2 separate regions of the Homo sapiens genome follow, and region 2 is linked to region 1. Evidence: chromatin contacts called from ENCODE Hi-C or POLR2A ChIA-PET data. All regions are on one chromosome and are shown on one strand. The core of a region is the stretch at or near the end of the contact, and the rest is flanking DNA. Distances in the headings are between cores, read along the strand shown.

Region 1 (6,289 bases), core at 1,237-3,736:
TTAAAGAGTGAATCCACTGTTCTTAGGTGTCATCTATTGCAATTTTAAAATAAGGCGGGTTAGATTTAAGAATGTGTGTCTGGCATGCAAACTTTCCCTGGAAAAGGTCTAAGAAAAACTGAATTAAATACTGCAATGCTACATTATATAGGAGTTTGAAATCAGAGGGTTGAGTATCTACTTCAAGTCTTTTCCTCTTGGTTAGGAACTTAGGAGGTACCTCAAAATATCAGATCTGGTCTGTTTCAAAAGCAGCACTTTTAATAAATAGCAGAAAAGCAAATAAAACACTTTTTCCTTTTTGTAATAAATCATTTTGGTTTTTTTTATAGATTGCATGTGGCATTTGAGGCAGAGCGAGCAAAGCTGCCAATATTGCAAGCTGATGCTTCAGCACCTTTCATTTTTCTCTGAGCAGGAACCCTCTTCTTAAACTTGTTCATCTTACAGAGAGAAAATCGAAGCCACTGGCATATTGTCAGAGCTGCTTTATTGTCATCATTTACAAAGGTCACTGGAATTAATTGACTTCTTATATTACATGTTGTAAACTGACTCATTTTTTTGACACATTTATGGGAAAGTGGCAGGATCTAAGTGGCTGGTTATTGTCTTTTTGCTTTGGCTTATATTACAAACTAGGAAACCAATAATAGCTCTGAAATCACAGTTGTGGAAAAAAATAACCCACAGTTTCAAAGAAGCTGACTCTGTTAACTGTGTGGTTAGTTGAACTAAAAGAAGGCAGGAGAGAGCTCCAGAAGATGAAATACAAATGCTAGGTTTCTTTTACTGTCTTTCCAGGACCCAGTAAAGAGGGCAGTGAATGTTTCCATGAATATCCTCAATTGGTGTTGTCTGTTTGAAAGCATATTCTAAGTAGCTGGCTTCCCTTTACAAGATTGGAAGTAAAAATTAACCCACACTGAATTCCATGAATCATCAATACATGGATGCTCATAGAGTTTACTGAGAGTAATTCTGTCTCAAAGGCATTGCTTCTGAAACTAAAGATGAGAAATATATCAGTAATATTTATGGTACCAGAGCACACTATTTTCTAGGTAGATATTTTGAACCTTTACTTCTATTTTTGTTTTCACATTATCCCCTTTTCACTAAATTAGGACGGTTCTACTCATATTCATAGCCTGCTTTCACTGAAATTAGAGGCAGAGAAACAAGGACATATTGTTAAAAATGAATAAATTAGAGCCGAATTAAGCCATCCAGCTCAACAACAGCAAAGGGAATATAGCAGTTGGTTAGAACAAACAATTTTCTTAAATAGGAAATGTACTTTAAAGCCATCCTGCTGTGATCCTGTTAATTACCAAAGATTAGAACTCTTCTGGTTCATGGGATCCTTTCACCTAGTGTGTGGCAGTTCCAGCTGCATTAGCAATCAGACATTTGCACTGTCCCTTCAGACCAGCGAGGGGATGTTATTAAAGGGAAGTCATTTACCCCAGTCCGTAAGATGTAGCCTGGCAGAAATTCAATAACTGTTTGTGATATGCTCATTCTGCTACTCTGCTTAGTGGTTTAGCTCTTAACATACAACAGCATTTGCCTTAATTTGCATCCACTGGATGAGACAAAATAAAAATGCCCCATTTGGTGGGTTGATTTCAAAACAGAGAATAATGTGTGATCTGCTTTTCACTACAAATAATGTGAAGAAAAAGGAAAATTGCACCCCATCACCCGTGACTCTCCTCTCCTCTCTGTCTCCTCTCTGTCTTCTCTCTTCCCCATCTCCTTCTCTCTCCCTCTCCTCCTCTCTTCTCCCCCACTGTTCCCTTCTCTTCTGTCTCCCTCCTTTTTCTCCTCCCCCCAACACTGCTTTTTCTCTCCCACTCACATCCTCTAATGGGCATTCAAGCTAGTAAAATGCATGTTGGAGAATCTCACAAACACAGCTAGGCACACACAGAGCCAGCTGGGTTTTGCATGTGAATTTCTTCTCAAAAGTGCAATAAAAGAAAAATGCTCTTAGAATTCAGACAAGAAGAAGACATCAAAGGAGGATTTAGGTGTAAAAACATGATCATCGAAGAGACAAGAAATAGAACGTATTTTAAAATATATGTGTATTTTAAACTTACCTTGAAAAGCAGTTTCAGTGCTAGCCCACCTCCGATGTCCTTGCGTGCTGGATTCCTCAGTTCCTTGGTTGAGATAATCACATGGTTGTGTTCTTGCCCGGTATAAATAGGTGCATTTGTGTGTCTGTGTAACAAAGTGTACAAAATATATACTATAGATATGCACACATGCACGCAATCTTATCTCTCTATTTTAAAATATAAAGGAAGGCAGGAGGCTGCAGCCGGGATTCCTTCTTTTTCCTGGAACTCTTTTTCTCAGTCGGCAGGCTGAGGCTCTCAATCCAGTGAAGAGAGATCCTGTGAGCTGGCTTTATTTTTCCTTGTTTCCATGGTGGTTAGTGGTGCATCGTTCACCCGATCAGTTGTCACACTGACATGGTGCTGCCTGCTCAGCGGTCATTAATAACTGAACACCCTCCACTCCCCAGAGAGGAGCCAATCGCTTCAGACAGCCAAGATGTAGCACTCGCAGCTGCTCCAGTCTGGTTGGCTGAAACAAACTGTCTGTTCTATGACACTGCTGCTTAGGATACAAATAAATGAAACAGGCTTGCATGTTTTCCTAGGTATCATTTTCCTTCTTTTTTTTCCTTTCTGAGGGAATGTTGGGAATTTTTGACAAGTTTTCTCAATTTTAGGTTATCAGTCATTCAGAGAAATATGTTTTCAGTCTGCAAATAGAGAGGACACACTACTGATAAGGATTTCCTAAATATTAAAAACACCTGGTAGAGACTCAAACCTCCAACTCCGTCTCTGAAGTTCAGCAATGACTGCATTATTTAAGAAGAGAAGCTTGCAACTGTTTTGAGTGGCATTTGGTTCTCTATAGATCCTACTTAATTTAGCATATGTGCTTGGTGTTCAATAACACTTTTTTTTTTTTTTTTTTAGCAATGACATTTCTTGTCTGGATTGACCAGATTTTTAAAATAAAGCATATATTTGCCTCTCTGTAATTCACAACATTGGCATTTGAGGGGGTACTTTTTAAAAATATGTATTTCTAATTATACTCACTGACTTCTCTTTATATGATGTAATAAATCTAGGAGCTACATATGAATGGGTACATGTGTAGGTGTGTTTGTGTATCTGTGAGTGTGTGTGTGTATTTAGGATGTATTTTTTACCACTCTGGGGAAATATTTCGATTGTAATAAGTTAAATTATTTAAAAGACTATCTTTATTCTTAGGCCTATTAACTCTGAAAGGATATTTCCCAGGAAAATATACTATATAAGCCATACATGTAAAACATTTTTATTAATTACCAGAAATTTGGAAAACACAGAAACACATAGCAGTGCATATTTCTGAAAGAACATACATGAAAAATCAAAAAGCAGTTTTAAAAATGCATGTTTTACAACCTTAATTAGTATACTAGAGAAACATCTTGTTGAGGAGAATGGAACATGAGGATTAATATATCAACAGGTCAAAAGCAGGCTAGTCATGACTCCAACCCCAGTTTTGAGAGACTACCCTCTAGTGGAGTAAAGAGAAATGGCACTTATTAGATTTACTTAGGAAAAAAAAAACAAAACCTTCACATCTAATTGCTCCTTAAGTGCTTATTGACATGACATAGAACAATAGTTTGCAGTTATTATAATAATAATAATACCAGGAAAAATTTTAAACAGTAGGCTTGTCTTTAAATACTGAATATTTTCACTCTGTAGTTTTCTAGAAACAGTTCCCAAATGTTTTTTTCTATAAGAATTTATTCAAATGAATCAAAATAAGTTCAAGATAAAAGTAGCATCTCATTTAACCTAATACTTATTTCAGAATATTATTGTAAGGTTTTATTATTTACTGGATACTCTAGTATTTACTCAGAAAGCACTGAGTCAGTTCTGTATGTTAGGGATCATGGTTGAGTGTTGGGATGTTGTGTTAGAGTATATTTACATATAATTTAATGTACTTTTAATAATAGTAATAATCATCCTTCTTACCCCTTAATTTTAATCTAGCAAATCTTAGTTTCTTTAATATTCCAAATTATTTCAGTATCTGCAGGATTTATTTCCACATATGGAAGAATAATCTTAAAATTGTGATAATTATTTGTAAAAAGAGAATTTTTATTTATGCCATGGTATCTTAAGTGATTAATTTTCATTGATTGGTATTGACTGTATAATTGACAAGTCCAGTAATCAAACCAATTATAATGCACTCCCATAATGAAGGTAAGTTGTGATAGTCAGATACATGATTAAACTCCTCTCTTGGTTTTTAAATGAAACTGCAGTCATACCTAATATCTTAAATTTCAGTCTGTTTCAGAAATCAAGAAAAAATCTTTTCAGTTTTGATTCAGTTAGAATTGTTAAAGGTAGCCATTTATATGTTATCTTACATTATTTCATAGGAAGTTGTTTTAACTAAATGATCACTCTTTTGAAAGTGGGAGATCAGAGTGCTCTTCCTGCAATTGTCCTTTTAATGTAGGTACATGATAAATTTAAAATATTTTATACTCATTTTTATAAATTTAATATCATGGAGCACTAGAAATGAGATTTTAATGTGAAAGAGAAAATGACTCTGGCTTTGGATGAAAAGGATGGCGATTCTGTTCTTTGACTGGAATTTCTATCTTGTTCCAAGAGCATCAGCAGCTTTATGGAATCAGTGTGTGTTTTGGGTGTTTTTTCACTTATCAGGGCGTTCAGTCCTTAACTGTAAATATGAAATGTGGCTCTCTCCAAAGATACATGAAAAAATTATTTTGGTATCACATCTATATAATGAAGTACCATATGAAGACGTTACATTGTAATACAGTAAGGATTTTAGGGTTTTTGAATTAATACAATTGTGAGTGATCATCAAATGAGAACCATGGAATCTTAGCACACAGTTGGCACATTAAAGCCAGGATAGAGCCCCTCAGGTATTCCAGGTTTTTTCCACCATATTACCCTATCATCTACTGGATGATTGACAGGTCTCTGCTAATTCTTCTTTTCCTTCTTCTCCTTCTTTTCTTCCTTCTTCTTACTCTCCCTCCTTCTCTCCCTTCATTTTTTTTTAAGTTTCTTCCTTTAGAAGGCACTAAAGCTTCAGAGAAATTTCACATTGTAAACCACAGTATTACATGGTTGTACATGTTACCTACATTGTAGGAAATGTCTACAGGGTTTCCTAGATGAATACTGAGTTTTAATGGAAATGTATTGAAATGGTTTTAAAATGTAAATGAATAATTACAACCCTTAAATTATACTGAAAGAGTTTTGCCTTCATCATCAAATAAGAAAATATTGGGTACAGTAGATATTCACTGACTTAGTGGTTGGGATTTTTAACTTGTTTATTGCTATTTCATCAAATCCTGGGCTTTATTCGCCTGTGTGCTTTTCTTAGAAAAGTAGCCTGGACAGTCGGTAGAATGTGGGTTTTAGAGCCACAATGTCTGGGTTTGAATCCTTACCTTGCCACTTCCTAGAGACTCTGAGCATCATGTTAAGTATCATCTCTGTTAAGTATCATCGTGCATCTTGGTTTAAAAGTATTATCTCTGCATGTCATTTTTCTCCTAGAATTGTTATGAACATTAAAACAGTTAATATGTATACCGGGTTTAGAAAAGTGCTGAAATATAGTAGTCTTGAACAAATGTTTGACATTATTACTGGCATTATTATGGTAGTGGTCATTGTTATCATGGTCATTGTTTTCCTCCTTTAACAAGATATAATCTCTCATTTGACCCACAATAGCACTCTTTATCGCTCTTATTACTTACCATTTTTTTGGTATTATAATTGTTTCTGTAATTTTACCTGTTTCCCCTTTTAGCATATAAGATTCTCCTAGAGGGAGTATATGTCTTGTTAAGTTTTTAAGCTCCACAATGCATATAAAATGGATAAAATAACATCTGTCGAGCACTAACATATATTTGTATATTTTATATATATTAACTTCAAAAATATTCTATTCAAATTGGGATTGATATATAAATTATACCTATTCCAGTTGAATTATAGCTATTCTAGTGTTTCGTTGTTTTTTTTTTTTTTTCTTTTTTTAAGATGGAGTCTTGCTCTGTTGCCCAAGCTGGAGTGCAGTGGCACGATCTCGGCTCACTGCAACCAACACCTTCCGGGTTCAAGTGATTCTCCTGCCTCAGCCTCCCTGGTAGCTGGGACTATAG
Region 2 (6,619 bases), core at 1,332-3,831, 140 kb before region 1:
GCCTCCCAAAGTGCTGGTATTACAGGCGTGAGCCACTGTCCAAGGCCATCAATGTGGAATTTTATACCTAGTGAAAATATCTTTCAAAAATAAAGATGAAATAAAAACTTGTTTAGATGAAGTAAAGATGAAAAAATTAGTCACTGGCAGACCTGTACTGAAAGATATGCTAAAAAAAGTTCTTCAGACAGAAGAAAAATGTTATCAGTTAGAAACCTGGACTATATAAAGGAATAAAGAACACTGAAAATGGTAATTTTCTCCCCTTACAGACTCTTTTAAAGTTATTTGACTGTTTAAGTAAAAAATAATAAAAATATATTGTGGACTTCGTGACATATATAGAAGTAAAATTATAATAGTAGTAGTGCAAAGGCTGGGAGAGGGGGAAATGTAAGAATACTGATGTAAATTTCTTATACTATATATGATGTGGTATAATATTACCTGAAGACAGTTCATGATAAATTAAAGGTATAAACTGTGAACCAACCACTAAAACAACAGTTAAAAGAATTATAGCTAATAAGTCAAGAAAGCAGATAAAGTGGAATAATATAAAATATGCAGTTAATCCAAGGGAGGCAGAAAAAGAGAGAAAAGAGGCTGAGGGCAGATAAAAGCAGTAGAAAACAAGTAGCAAAAGGGTAGATTCAAATCCAATCATGATTGTATATATCCAGGGAAAAAAGAGATTATCTCATAATGATAGAAGGGTTAGTTCATTAAGAAGGCATAAAACCCAGCATTTATGTACCTAATAACAGCATCAAAATACTTGAAGCAAAATCTGAAAGAACTTCAAGGAGCAAGACACAAATCCAGTTTTTGTTGGAGATTTAAATATTCCTTCTTAGTAATTGATGGACAGAGTAGACAGAAATAGATACAGACATAGAAGACCTGAACAACCCTATGAATCTGGTGTAACTGGCATCTGTATCATACAAAGAATATTATCTGAGTTTAATGAAATTAAATTAGGTATCTATAACAGAAAGACTTGTAGAAAATCTCCACATATTTGTCAATTAAATGACTCTCCTCTAAATAACCCATAGGTTAAGAAAGAAATAAAAGAAGAATTAAGGAAATACTGAACTGAACTGAATGAAAATGAAAACACATCAAGATTTGTGGGATGTAGCTAAAACAATACTTAAAGGGAAATTTATAGCACCATTTGTATTATAATGACCATCCAACTACATTACTTAAAGTTACTTGTTAATGGGTTGTCTTTTTGTATATTCCAAACAATTTCTGCTTGTGGGGAGAAATTTTAGCTACAGAATAAACATGATATTTACTTTGCGAGATGGTGCTACAAAACAATTGATGTGTAAAAATTATATTCTATAATTTTAATTTTTAAATTTTTACATTTGGACTTTCATTAGACATTGTTTGGTAAAGGTATATAATCATTAGACTATTGTTGGTAAGTTTTTAAGTTATTTCATGTAAGTTGAATGTTGATTTCATAAGAATTATCTTCTGTTGCTGAGTTCACATTGTAAGTGCTGGCACTAAATACCAATAAGCCAATAAAAGGCCAATCTGATACTATTCAAACAAATATATACTTACAAATCTGTACTTCTCAAATTTAAAATTCGTATTTTGGCAATTAATAACATTTACTCCCTGAATAAAATAATTATTGGTGACTTTTTTTCTTAGTCAAGTTTTTGAATAACCTTTCTGTGTTACGATTATCTTTTTCATTCATTTAATACCAGAAATCATCTCAGTGAAATTATTATATAGTCAGTTTGTCAATTACCACTGATTTTATATGACTATTTCCTCAAATTCTGATTTCCTTTTAAATGTTAGAGAGTATTTTGAACCTTACATTATTACAAAAAGCAATTTGAGGTCTTTATTTCAGGGAGTGAAATGTGACATTTTAAAAATGAGATCACATTTATTTATATACAAAAAGTATTTAACCATCAATTATATAAGGCCATTTTTACTAATAAACTATTATTTTAGAGATTGTATTTATTAATCATGCTGTAAAGGGATTACTCATTTTAAAAAGTGGCTAACTTATGTGCATGCATTGAATGTAATCTACGTTCATTGGATAAAGTGTACATTCATCTAGCAGACATTTATTGAGCATCTAAGATGAGTTAGGTTCAGTGTTTTCACTGGGAATATGGAGGAATTCTGACCTGAAGCAGTTTATAGTCTAGTAGGGGTAGGTGGTAGCCTGGCAAAGCAGAAATTGCAATACAGTGAGATCGAAGCAAGATGCATTGGGAGTACATCGTACCAGTATTAATGCTGCCTGAGGAGGAAGGTAACTCCTTTCCAGAGGAGCTGACTCTGAGAAGGGGATTGCAGACACAGAGAATGGGTAAATGTTCAGAATTGTTGGCTTACAGTGTGTATGAATTAGAATGGTAGGTGGGGAGGTAAAGGTAGCAGAGATAAGCTATAGGGTTAATATTTATCTTGTAAACAAGGAGAAACTGTAGAGTGAATGATCTAATCACATTTTCATTTTAATACTGTCATTCTGAAAACATCCTATGCGATGGAATGGAGAAGGAAGTGATGACTCAGAGTGTGAAGAGTGAAGAGTTCTTAGTATTTGTTATTGGTTAATTCTCTTTTGATTTCAGGGGTCAAAAATCTAATGTAACTTGGGCTAACAAAAAAGAAGTTAACAAAAGAATTTATTGGTTCAGAAAATTGAAAATTTCCATGTCAGATCTAGCTAACCTCAGGACTGGCCTTTGCAGTCCATCTGTGGTATCTGTGTTGTGTTACAGAGTTGGGTTCATTGCAGGTTATGACTCCTGAGTTCACACATACCTAAATGTTTTTCTTAAAAAAAAAAAAAAAACCCTCCAAAATGAATCAATATAGTGAACTAATTATTAATGTCTGTGTGATTTGTGGGCTATTTTTATTGGTGTTTGTGAATTCTTTATTCTCCTAATTGAATATTCTTCATTCTATACATGAGTCTAAGCTGCTTCTGGGAGAATATTATAAATTTTTTGGGAAAAATTCTATATCCTGACTTTTCTTTAAAGTTCATAAAAACAATAATTGTGTTGAAGAATCATATGTAAATTCATGTGACTTTTCTACACTTAAAATTGTGGAGAAAATACAGAAATACTAAATATTTATTAATCTAGTACACATTTATTAAACATTTCTTTTAAATTATGAGTGATACTAAGTCTCTATGTATGAAAGTAATTTTGTTTAATAGGGCTTTTATACTTGAGAACTCCTTTCCTGTTTTCCAGTTTGAATTGTCTTAAGATTCAGATTGACTTCCTAGATAGTGCACTGAAATTTGGCGGTGATTTTTATAGAAAAAAATTATTATACTTGACAGTTGTATCATATGATATTCCCTGAGAAAATCTCAGAAGAGTGTTTCAGTTATATTCGAATTGCCTACACTTATAGAGTTTTTTATGAAGATTATAATACATATTTATTCATAGTTCTCTGACTTTATGTTACTTCAGTACTCAGTCATCATTTATTCATTCACTTTCAGTCAAAAAATATTTACTAAGCCCCTAACATATGTGTTGCTCTTGGTAGATAAAATAGTCATGAATATTTTATCTCATGGGATTTACATTGTGAAAGACAGAGTAAACAAATAAACACACTAAGTTGACAACTGGTATGAGAGGGGAAAAAAAACCAGGCAGCAACCTACTTTAGAATGAGCAAGCAGGGAGGACCTCATTGGAGAAGTAACATTAAGCTGAGATCCGGTGCGTGATTAGGAATTATTTTTTCTTGTTAAGATTTGGGAGAAAGTCTAGGTAAATACCTTTAGTGGGGATAGAGCTTGCCTTTTTGGGAAAATCAAAGAAGACCTGTGGCTGTTAAGAGTGAAGGCTACAGTTGTGCAAGATGGGGTTTTGATATTATGATTTTCATTTCATAAAAAGTATTAAGTTTGTTAAGCACTAATGCATTAATTGTAGTAGCAGCAAATAGATGATGGTGTAAAATATCATAATAATTTACCTCCTGCATTTGAGAAATGGAGACAGATCCATGTTTCACTTTCTTGTCAGTTGTTAAGTACTTGCAAAGGCAGATAGATTAAGTAATCTGATTGCTGATAGGACATCTGAAAATTTATTGGTTTCAGTATTATAAAAGCTTTCTTTTTGTTTATATGTACACACACACACACACACACACACACACACAGCCACTACTTATTTACCTACATCATAGGGCTTCTGTACATTTTGTTGCCTTTGTCAGATGTCACTCCCTTCCCATTAATTTGCACCCATTCATTAGTTATCAATTCCAGCATTTCTTCTTCAAAGAAGTTTTTCATCATCCACCTTCCTCAGTAACCCTAAGCCTAAGACATGTACCTTTGTTACAAATATTCCCATATCTGTGCTTCCTTTCTTTAGATCATATCTCAGTTTGTAATTGCACACTCATTAGTGTTTGATTACTGTTTCTTGCTCTCATACACTCTCAGTAAACTGAAAGCTCCATGAGAGCAGCTTTCAGTTTAAAATCTGCATAGCTTGGCACTGAGCCTGCCACCTGTATGGTAGTCAATAAATATTTGGTGGAAAAATATTTGGTGGAATGAATAAATAAATGTATACCACCACCTAAGCCTAAAGTTTTCTATCAGACAAAGCTGACATTTTCCCATGTTTATTTTCTTTCAGGATAAACTATGGGATTTGATTATTTAAAGTTTTTTTGAAATTACACATAAAACACTTTTATGAACATAGTAACTGTCTTAAAATTAGGAGTAAACTAAGTATTTCATCTTGTTGCACTTCTTTCTGCATTTCTTCCCTTTTGAATCTCTTTATTCCTCAAATTCCTGTGTGATCTAAAGTATGGAAGACCTTGCTAGTGTTTGAATTGGTATCAGACCTCAGTAAATACTTGTGAAGTGAAGAAATGAATTATTTACAAGACAAGAAGCTGTTCTTCACATTAATTAAATTGGCTGTAAGAATGACCCAGCAATGAAGAATGCTGAGCACTAACTTCCCCATTTTCATGATTAAAACAAATGCCCTAGGCACGCATTTCTTTTTCTATGCCATCATAACAAATAAAGACCCTGTCACCCCAGCAACTCATTATTGTTTGTTTTCTATTTGGTGAAATCCGAAGAGATCTTCTGTGGTTATAGTTGGGAATTTATCAAAGCTTGCAAATCCCTGTTGTTCCATAAAGCTGAAAATAAACCATATGCTAGCCCATACCACACTGTCCAGGGTCTTTTTTGGAATTACATTTAAGAGCTGAGAAAATGTAACACAGAGATTTTTACCAAAGCTTACATAATCTTCCGTTCTTTACACTTGGGCTTTTTTCTGAGCATTTCTCCAATGTAACATTCCCACATATTTGGGCAGAGTTTAGAATCATTTTCCAACTAAGTGAAAAAATGATTCTAATTGAACTTTATCAAACATTTGCCTCTGAAATGGAAAAGTGTGGTGTGTACTAATGATATGAATTATTTTAATATATACGATAATTCCTTTTCTCTTTTAGTCAAATGTCCTGGAAATTCTTCACTAAATCTAATTTTATCCATTGTTGAGGTTTCTCCCAATGGTAAGTTAAGCACTTAAACCACACAATCACTTAAACCACACAATCAACCCTAGAAAGATGGAAGGAGACGGTGGGAATGTGAGTAGGGTGAGTTGGTGTGGCAACCTTTGGAACCACTTTAGCACATTCCACAGTACTTTTCCTATCAGAAACCAGGGATAATTTCAACCCTAAGGAAAAGCAATTACCTTGATCACCTGATTGTGATTTGCATACCTGAAACTGATAAAATCATTTCACATACTTTTATCATGTATCATGATACAGATTGTATCAATGGATACATACGTATCACTTACTATCCTAAGTTTCTGTTTCATGGTCAGGATACATTAAATACTCTCGGTATTTCCTTTCAAAGGGAAATTGAGGGTTATTAAATCAGTAGTTTTAAAAAAGTATTATAAAAATATTAAGAATTAATTTGTGTTTCTATTTGATTATATCTGTCATCAGTGTGGAAAGAAGTTACTTTGTAATAAAGGCAACCGCGTAGAACTGGATGTTTTGTAAACTGTTAGTGTGTTGGTAAATTGTTGGTATGTAAAATCCGGGTTGAGTATGACATTAATAGTAAGTGGTTAAAAAAACTAGCAATTCTGAGGTTTCGGGCTGATACACACACACACACACACACACACACACACACACACACACGCATTGCTAGTGTTTATTGAATTACCTCTTTGCACCATGTTTAACTGTTACTTCTTGGTCATTTTTGAAAGGTATAAATTATTTTACCTTTGTTTTTACATATATCCATTAATTTTTTTTTATAACATTGTAAAATACCTTTCACCTAAGATGGTGGGGACCCTTTGTTAACTCCAAGAAGATGGATAGCCATAGGATATGCTATATTTAAATGTAGTTCTTCTGCAAATAACTATAGAATATTTATGCATTTTTGACAAAGTTTCAGAGGCATAAATGCTGCCATTGCCCAATAGAGGAAATTTCATACAAAACTCACCAAACTTTATGTATGGTCAGTTTCTCGGAA

What was found. A loop is a pair of places that touch in the nucleus more often than their neighbours do. ChIA-PET counts read pairs that join two places held with the same protein, here RNA polymerase II (POLR2A). Pooled maps may share reads with other maps.
Region 2: a loop to region 1 is called in a pooled map, with 2.9 times the contacts of the local background. The contact joins the enhancer-like site here to the promoter of LRRN3 in region 1. A Hi-C loop is called at or near these places in 1 of 168 maps with a recorded cell type or tissue (Calu3), 11 of 37 single-sample maps with no recorded cell type and 8 of 50 pooled maps. POLR2A ChIA-PET finds 5 or more read pairs at or near these places in 1 of 52 experiments (AG04449).

The regions. Positions count from the first base shown.
Region 1 is chr7:111,087,324-111,093,612 of GRCh38, reverse strand. LRRN3 (leucine rich repeat neuronal 3) reads right to left here and starts at 2,486. Exons shown (of 3, transcript NM_001099658.2): 1 at 2,109-2,486. All of the region lies in intron 3 of IMMP2L (inner mitochondrial membrane peptidase subunit 2), which reads left to right.
Region 2 is chr7:111,228,618-111,235,236 of GRCh38, reverse strand. All of the region lies in intron 3 of IMMP2L (inner mitochondrial membrane peptidase subunit 2), which reads left to right. LOC124901725 (a long non-coding RNA gene) reads left to right here. Exons shown (of 2, transcript XR_007060477.1): 1 at 1-6,619. Among named protein-coding and RNA genes, the nearest start is that of LRRN3, 140 kb to the right of the region's middle. Within about 2 kb of position 2,581, at least 2 of the 41 ENCODE cell types and tissues checked have a DNase peak (open chromatin) inside an H3K27ac peak, as active enhancers do.